Linked DNA regions of Homo sapiens: region 2 is linked to region 1. Evidence: chromatin loops called from intact Hi-C (ENCODE). Cell type or tissue: Calu3. All regions are shown on one strand. Links, peaks and the distances in the headings refer to the core of each region. The heading gives the core; the rest is flanking DNA. Region 1 overlaps LOC124901574 (a long non-coding RNA gene). Region 2 overlaps SDK1-AS1 (SDK1 antisense RNA 1).

Region 1 (4,393 bases), core at 227-4,226:
CCTTTCTGCAAATGCCCCCAGCATGCCCCCACCCCCGTCCCCAGGCACTCTGCAACCTCGGGCAGGGGACTCAAACCCCTCCCAGCATGTGCGCCTCCCACACGTCTATGCCATCCTGGATCAGGAAGTTGGGAAGAAGGATAGGAATGATGAATTATTCATCTCGCTGTGCTTAGTAAGTGTCACTCATTCATTCACAGGTATGGACTGAGGGGTCTCCCTGGGCTGGGCCGAGCAGGAGGAGGCTGAGCAGTGAAAACGGTGACCCCTGCCCTCACGGAGCTAACGAGAAGAGCAAATGGCTGGCAACGGTGCATGACACAGAATGAGCAACGGGCTGCACACATCGCGATTTACGTGGCTTTGGAAAAAACGCGTCTCACAAGTTGGGGCTGTCATACATTGGCTTCTTGGTAATCAATGCGTTTCAGCAATATATGGGGGTGAGTTTAGTTTCCAGTTGGCTTCCCTGAGGGTGTTGGATAAAATTGCAATTTAGATTCAATCAATACACATTTAGTGAGCACCTATTCTTTGCCTGAACGATTGTGGGCATTGTGGGGGATACAAAGGGAGACATCGTGGGTGGAGCTTACCATGGAAACAACTGTCTCTTGCTCCATGGTGTTTACCTTGCCTTGGAAAATAAACAACGTAAACATTTTTTTGTGACAACGGAGACAGGATTGAGAGACTTGCACAGACTTCCTTTCCCAAAACTTCTGCAGACTAAAATTCTACCATTAGCTATTAATTTCTTTGACTAAATTTTGTCCTCACTCTGCAGTTTCTTTTTTCTAAAGTAAAAATACTTCTAGAAAGAGAACACGACGTCCTTAACCTCTTAAAACAGAAATGACATATAAATCGACTTGCACACCAATTTGGGCCCTTGGATATTTGTTGCCTGAAGAGCTGTGTTGAAAAGGCCTCTGAGGCTCAATCTGGCCTCTGATGCAAAGAATGTCGATCGATTGCTGATGTCTGCCCTGAGTGCTGGAAGGGAGGATGGCATTTACTATCCCTGCCTTAAATTAGAGGAGCTTATGGGGTTCTTCCCCAACTATAACAAGAGGGGTTAAATGAACACTAATCATCTGATAGGACAGCCACTGAAGGAGGTGAGGGGAATTTAAGAAGGAAAGGCTGTGACTGCCAATCTCCTAATGTCACCTGCATGGCCGTCAGTCACCTGCAGCCCTTGTCAGTGCACCCAAAGCCTTTGCAGATGTCAACCCAGCTGGCTTTCCAGCCATGTCTCACCATACCCCAGTGCTCCTCTGCTCCAGCCCCACTGAACTCTGCCAGACCTGGACGTGCCCTTATACATGTGCTTCCTAGACATCCCAGAACATCTGTGCCCATTGTCTCTGCACAGGGAATTCTTATGTAACTCCATGAACACCTACCCTAAGTGTCACTTCCTGTGAGAAGTCCTCCCTGATTCACTCCCTCCTCTGTTTACCCACCCACTGGAGACCCAGCTCTGCATGGCAGTCTTCACACTCTATCATCTTTGTCCTTCCTTCTTTTTTTTTTGAGTCAAGCTTTCACTCTGTCGCTCAGGCTGGAGTGTAGATCACAGCTCGCTGCAGCCTCCAACTCAGCTAAAGCGATCCTTCCTCCTCAGCCTCCAGAGCAGCTGGGACTACAGGTGCATGCCACCATGCCCAGGTAATTTTTTTCTTTTTTGTAGAGACAGGGTCTTGCAATGTTGCCCAGGCTGGCCTCGAACTCCTGGCCTCAAGCACCTCCCACTTCGGCCTCCCAAAGTGCTGGGATTATAGGCATGAGCCACTGTGTCCAGCCCATCCTTGTCCTTTCACATGTGTCACCTTTCTCGTGAGACTAAGAGGTCTGTGGGAGCAGGGTTAGTGCCTGGTCTCTGTGATCCAGTCCCCAGCCCCAGGCCTGACACACAGCTGGTGCTCAACAACCACTGGCTGAATATTGGAATGAATAAATGAACGAACTTTGTCAGTGTGGCAGATGCTATGCCTATGCTGAGACTGCTGTTTTTTCACATGCCCCTGCTTCTCCTGTGTTCCTGCAGTAGCACACTGCCGGTGGTAAATGAATCCCCAAGTATGAATGCTTCACAGAACAAAGTTTAATTTCCCCTCCCACAAAGTCCAGTGCAGATTGTGCAGCCCTCCGGAACACTTGTCTTGGTATTAACCACATCTTTTATTTCCTGCATTCCAATGCTCTGACATCTGGGGCCTCGCTGACCCCCTAGAGTTAGCCAATTTCTAGAGATACAAGTTGCCATGACAGCACTTTTCAGATGCAAACAACCCACCCAAACCAAACAAAGCCTTCTTTTCCCTCCACCTCCTAACTGACCTTGGTGCTTCCCCGTGTGGCTCTGTGTGGCGTGGCAGGCGGTGTCCCCTCCTCCTGGGAACTGTGAGTAACAAACTACTTTTTCAATAGCAATCATCTCCTGATCTGTTGGCTTCACTATACCTCAAAATTTCTACTGATACACTGTGTTTTGAAACAGGCTTCCACTGAGTGACTCAGCGATCCAGTCTGCTTTCATAGGTGGCTCTAATGAGGCAGAAATTTAAAAATAAATATGCATTCATTCACTCCAAGAAAAGTAACAGGCAAGGGTTCACAAGAAAAAAAGAAGTTTTCCTCTGCCTAGCAAGCACACTTCAAGGACAGTTATAAGATAATGCTGTACGAGCAGCCAAGGCCAAAGGAATGGGCTTCAGACACCCCTCTCCCCCAGAGCAATGTTGAAGGAAAAAAAAAGAGAAAAAGATAAATTACTTTACTGTTACTCCTTTCCCAGGCTTCTTAAACGTGATTATGTTTTACAAATGTCTGTATTTAGCCAGTTCTTGTTTTTCTTTTGACGCAGCTACAAGGCCACAAATTATACACTATATGATTAACTGCTTTTGTTTTACTTTTGTAAGTCTGCTTATAAAAACCCCACTCAGTCGTTGTTCAATGCTCAGCTTTTTGGATGCGAATCCACTGAGCCAGTGCGTACCTAAAATAAACAATCCTCCCGTTCTCCGTATCGGTCTCTCTGGTTCTCAGTTTCTCGCAATGCTAACACCTCAACCTGTGGCCCCCACAATTGTCGTGGCAGGGAACACAGACCAGGGACATCTTGCACCAGCTCTAAAATACTTCCACCCAGAGGTGGCACCTACCACGTCTGCTACCTACTCAGTGGCCATGTCAGAGGCTTTCCAACCAGAGTGACTCCATCTTGAATAAATGAGACAAGAATAGGCAGGACTGGTTTTGCAAGGTACAACTCACAAAGACCCCCCTGATAAAACAGAATGTGGTCAAGAAGCCAGCCAAAACCCACCAAAACGAAGATGGTGAGGAAAGCGACCTCTGGTCATCCTCACTGCTCATTATACACTAATTATAATGCATTAGCTTGGGAAAAAACACTCCCACCAGCACCATGTCAGCTTATAAACACCATGGCAACATTCAGAAATTATGTTATACGGTCTAGAAAGGGGAGGAACCTTCAGTTTGGGAAACTTCCCACCCCTTTCCCAAAAAACTCATGAATAATCCACCCCTTGTTTAGCATATGAGCAACAAAGAACTGACAGTATACTCAGTCAAGCAGCCCATGCCACTGCTTTGCCTATGGAGCAACCACCCTTTTATTCCTTTGCTTTCTTAATAAATTTGCTTTCACTTTACTCTGTCAGCTCACTCTTAAATTCCTTCCTGCATGAAGCCAAGAACCCATGTGGCATCTCAGGGTGAACCCAAGTTTTGGGGTTCACCACGTGATAGCCAGAAGTGGTCACATGATGCCACTTGGGGGTACCTAAGCGGTGCGGCTGGGAAATTGGGGGTAGGGGATTGAACTATCTCCACTTCGGGTCTTGTTCTTCCCATCTGAATTAAGAACAGATAACCAACCCGAGATCAGTATATCTTTAGCTTAATATCAATACAGCACGATATGATTTCAGAGGATGCTTTGCCATACATATGACCTCGTGTGTCACCAGGAAATATGAGAGCTGAATGTTAACAAAGTAGAGATTCAAAGGAAAAAAGGCCCAAGGACTGATTGGCTCACAAATGTGCTCCAGCATTAGGGTCCTGAGTGAGATGAATGGGCCCAGGCCTAGCGAGCTAACCTCCTCTCACCTCAGTGGGCCAGACGCAGATGGGAACCGTGTGGCCATGGCTGCCCTAAGCCAGGATGAGGCTGAAGAGGCAACCTGTGTCTGTTACCATCTGCTCTTGCAAATATCTTCCTTGGGTGTGGTGTTTCTGGAGCCTGTAAGATATTTTCCCCAATGTTTTCTTGTAGTGGTTGCATTAGGCCATTTGAGCATGGCCAGAGTTTTAATTATTCATGACCAGGGAGGAGTCAGTAGACAAAGAAGCA
Region 2 (4,393 bases), core at 279-4,278, 100 kb before region 1:
TTCCTGTTCCTCTCCTTCTCCTTCTTCTTCTCCTTCCCCCAATGAGCCCTGGCCATCTCCTACTTTCCAGAATAAGAAGTTAGAATTTTCCCTGCTTAATTAAAAAGAGAGAAGGAAGAGTTTTCAAAACAGATGATAATTTTCACGTCGTTAGGATGATCCATGAAACCAGCAGTGCTTTCCCTTGTTGTGATTTAAAGCCTGCTGCTCCAGGTATGGCCCGTGGGCCATCTACCTCACCTGGGAGCTTGTTAGACATGCAAAATCTCAAGCCCAGTCCCGGACCTGCTGACTCATACTCTGCATTTTCAAAGATCTCCAAGTGATTCCTGTGTAAATGAAAGTTCGAAAATCACTCATCAATCCCGTTGAGTCTGAGGAATATAATAGAGCCCTCATTCCTCTTTTGCTTCATTCTGTCCTTTCTCCTCCTTTTTCTTATGGGCCATCACATAAAAGAGAACCTTTTTTAAATGATAGAAATATTTTTATTTTAAAAGGACAATTTGCAACTTTCTAGAACATCAGTAGCTTGAACTGTATACCAATTCAAAACCAAAAGCATCTGTATGGCACTGTGAAAAAAAACTAACAAACTGGAGAAAATGTTACTATCTATGTTAGTCAATAAGACTTACAGCTTTTATGAGTCAATAAGAAAAATAGATGAACAAGCCCTATAGAAAAATGAGCAGAGGCTGGGTGTGATGGCTCAGGCCTGTAGTCCCAGCACTTTGGGAGGCCAAGGAGGGAGGATCACTTGAGCCTAGGAGTTTGAGACCAGTCTGGGCAACATAGTGAGACCCTCATCTCTCAAAAAAATATATAAATAAATAAATTATCATGTGTGTGTAGTCCCAGGTACCCTCGAGGCTAAGGTGGGAAGATCACTGGAGCCTGGGAGGTTGCAGTGAGCCATGATTGTGCCACTGCACTCCAGCCAGGCCACAGAGCGAGACTCCATCTCAAAAAACAAAAGACCAAAGAATAGTAACAGGCAGAGAGATATAAAGAGAAAATAAATGAAGAGATGCACCAAGAAATTGATTTTTTTTTTTTCTGAGACAGAGTCTCACCTGTCACCCAGGCTGGAGGGCAGTGGTGTGATCTCGGCTCACTGCAACCTCCTCTGCCTCCCAGGTTCAAGCGATTCACCTGCCTCAGCCTCCTAAGTAGCTGGGATTACAGGCTCATGCCACCATGCCCGGCTAATTTTTGTATTTTTAGCAGAGACGGGGTTTTGCCATGTTGGCCAGGCTGGTCTTGAATCCTGACCTTAAGTGATCCACCTGCCTCAGCCTCCCAAAGTGCTGGGATTACAGGCGTGAGCCACCGCGCCCAGCCAGAAATTGATCTTAACAGTGAAAAATTAAAGCAACGAGGCTTGTAAAAAATGTTTAAGGACTGACTGATAATGGCAAATGTGTGGTAAGACTATGAGGAAATGAGCATTCATTTATTCTTAGTGTAAGTACAAACTAAACAGCTGCCGTGGAGAGAAACCTGCAATCCATAGTTAAAATTTATTTGTTTGTTTTTTGAGACAGAGCTCGCTCTGTCACCCAGGCTGGAGTGCAGTGGTGTGATCTCGGCTCACCCCAACTTCTGCCTCCCAGGCTCAAGCGATTCTCCTGCCTCAGCCTCCCGAGTAGCTCAGATTACAGAGGCGCGCCACCATGCCTGGCTAATTTTTGTATTTTTAGTAGAGATGGGTTTCACCATGTTGGCCAGGCTGGTCACGAACTCCCAACCTCAGGTGATCTACACACCTTGGCCTCCCAAAGTGCTGGGATTACAGGCATGAGCCACTGTGCCCAGCCGGTAGTTAAACTTTAAATATGAATTGTCTTTGATCTATTATACCTCACACATGCAAAAAGACATATGGATAAGGTTGTCCAGTGCAGCATCACTAGTAGCAAAAAAAAAAAAAAAAGTGCAATATGGCATATCCACACAATACATTTCTGGATGACTGTTAAAAGTGCTGATGTAGAAATGTCTGCTATATACAGTTCTGTGTTTTAAAAGTTATGGAGCAAATATATAATCTCATTTATGTCTTTTTTTTTGTTTTGTTTTTGAAAGGATGAATGCCTAATGTATATAATTTCCTTCAGGGGACATGGAATTATGTGCTTTCCGGTACTTTTTTTTTTTTTTTTTTTTTTTTTTTTTTTTTTTTTTTTGAGACGGAGTCTCGCTCTGTCGCCCAGGCTGGAGTGCAGTGGCGGGATCTTTCCTGTACTTTTTATATTTCCAAATGTGAATGTGTATGTCATAATTTACAAAAAAAAACCAAAACACTAATAAAGCTTGCTTTTAAGAAGCGGAAGGTGGTGAGCCTAAGAAGTTTTTTCTTACCCATAAGTCGTTAGGAAATCTCCCCCATGGGTTCCCATGGTTCTACTTCTGAGAAAAATAATCCCCAATCCTATCAGAGGCCAACTTACAACATGCACTTGTCCACCTGGGGATGTGATGCTCTCCCGTGTGCAATGCAAGGCTCCCAGTCCACATCCTGGGGGTCCCTAATGGCTGGTCCCTAAGGTCCTGTCCTGATGAGAACTCCAGCCTCTAGTTGCCTCAGTGGTTCACTCTCAGATCCCTGCCAACTGCTGATCCCGCCTCAGCCTCACCTTTGTTCTGTTGCCTGGCAACCCATTAACAAGCAGGGCGCAGTTCCAGGTGCAGCTTTGAGCCCTAATGGGGCGCGTGCTTTGGTTACCTAGTTTCCTGAGATATCTTCAAAAGCTATAATCCGATTAAATGCTCTTATTAAGGAAGCTATGAAGAAGAGCGGTACCAGAAATGTACCAAGCTTCCAAAAATGCCTACCAGCTGCCTTTAATAGTAACTGTCCCTCAGCTCTCGGGGTGCCTTAAATTGCAAGAAGCAGAGTTTCCTGACCAGCTGTTATCAGTATCACCTGGACATCGCCCCACACTACTGAATCAGAAACTCTGGGGGGTGGAACCCAGCAAGCTATGGTTTAACCAGCCCACCAGGTGTTTCTTTTCTTCTTCTTTTTTTTTTTTTTTTTTTGTTTTTTTTTTTGTTTGTTTTTTTTTTGAGACGGAGTCTTGCTCTGTCCCTAGGCTAGAGTGCAGTGGTGCCATCTCAGCTCACTGCAACCTCCACCTCCCCAGGTTCAAGCGATTCTCCTGCCTCAGCCTCCCGAGTAGCTGGGACAACAGGCATGCATCACCATGCCCAGCTAATTTTTTCTATTTTTAGTAGAGACAGGGTTTCACCATGTTGGTCAGGATGGTCTCAATCTCCTGACCTTATGATCCACAAGCGTCGGCCTTCCAAAGTGCTGGGATTACAGGTGTTGGCCACCATGCACGGCCCAGGTGCTTCTGATATACACTCAAGCTTGATACCCATAGTCGAAAGCAATTCCTTCCATGCCTACTTTTCAGCAAGTGTTTGTCAGATAACTGATTGATGCCTGCCCCAGCACTAGGCAAGAGTGAAATAAACAATTAGAGTAATTGCATTCATATGATAAGTGAAATCACCTAAGGGAATATCAGAGCAGGGATCTAACAGCCTTGAGGAATCAGGGAAACTATTCCAGGGGAAGTAGTGTCTAAACTAAGACCTGAAGAACGAGTTAAGAGTTCATCCCTCAACAGTCAGGAGAAGAAAGTGTGTTCCAGGCAGAAGGAACAGCACCTGCCAAAAGTTTGAAGCCCAGAGTTTGAACTTGAGCATGAGAACAATGGAGAGGCATGGGGATTTGAAAAACCACAGAATCAAAGACTTTTAGAAAAGTCATTCAAAGACCAGCCTGGCTAACACAGTGAAACCCCGTCTCCTCTAAAATTACAAAAATTAGCCTGGCATGGTGGCACGCACCTGTTAATCTCAGCTACTCCAGAGGCTGGGGCAGGAGAATCGCTTGAACCAGGGAGGCGGAGGTTGCAGCGAGCTGACATTAAGCCACTACACTCCCGCCTGGGAAACAGAGTGAGACTCCATCTTGGAAAAAAGAAAAAGACAAAGAAAAGTAATTCAGGTTGTGGGCTAGGTTGGGATTGGGCAAGCCTGGGAGCCAGGAAATCTGCTAGGAGACCGTTGCAGCAATTCAAATATGAAGTAATGGTGGCAGTTGGGACGAGAGAGAAGTGGCAGATTAAAAAGCTATCTATGGCCAAGCGCGGTGGTTTACGCCTGTAATCCTAGCACTTTGGGAGGCTGAGGCAGGCGGATCATTTGAGGTCAGAAGTTCAAAACCAGCCTGGCCTGCATGGTGAAACACCCCCCCGTCTCTACTAAAAATACAAAAAAATTAGCTGGGCATGGTGGCCCACACTGTAATCCCAGCTACTTGGGAGGCTGAGGCAGGAGAATCGCTTGAACCTAGGAGACGGAGGTTGCAGTGAGC

Evidence for each region. A loop is a pair of places that touch in the nucleus more often than their neighbours do. Peaks named below come from ENCODE experiments on the same cell type or tissue, not always from the same donor. Only the 100,000 strongest peaks of a DNase experiment are listed, where the experiment ranks them.
Region 2: it touches region 1 in a loop (6-fold over the local background); 2 of 110 quality-filtered maps call a loop at or near these places.

The regions. Positions count from the first base shown.
Region 1 is chr7:3,192,738-3,197,130 of GRCh38, reverse strand. It overlaps LOC124901574 (a long non-coding RNA gene), which reads left to right. Exons shown (of 2, transcript XR_007060192.1): 2 at 201-3,037. Among named protein-coding and RNA genes, the nearest start is that of SDK1, 110 kb to the left of the region's middle. RefSeq lists an enhancer at 1,649-2,329. In Calu3, for the core only: a CTCF peak has its summit at 2,364; a DNase peak (open chromatin) is centred at 2,270.
Region 2 is chr7:3,293,161-3,297,553 of GRCh38, reverse strand. The region is part of intron 1 of SDK1-AS1 (SDK1 antisense RNA 1); the gene reads left to right. Among named protein-coding and RNA genes, the nearest start is that of SDK1, 5.9 kb to the left of the region's middle. In Calu3, for the core only: no CTCF peak of the experiment used is centred there; a DNase peak (open chromatin) is centred at 2,653.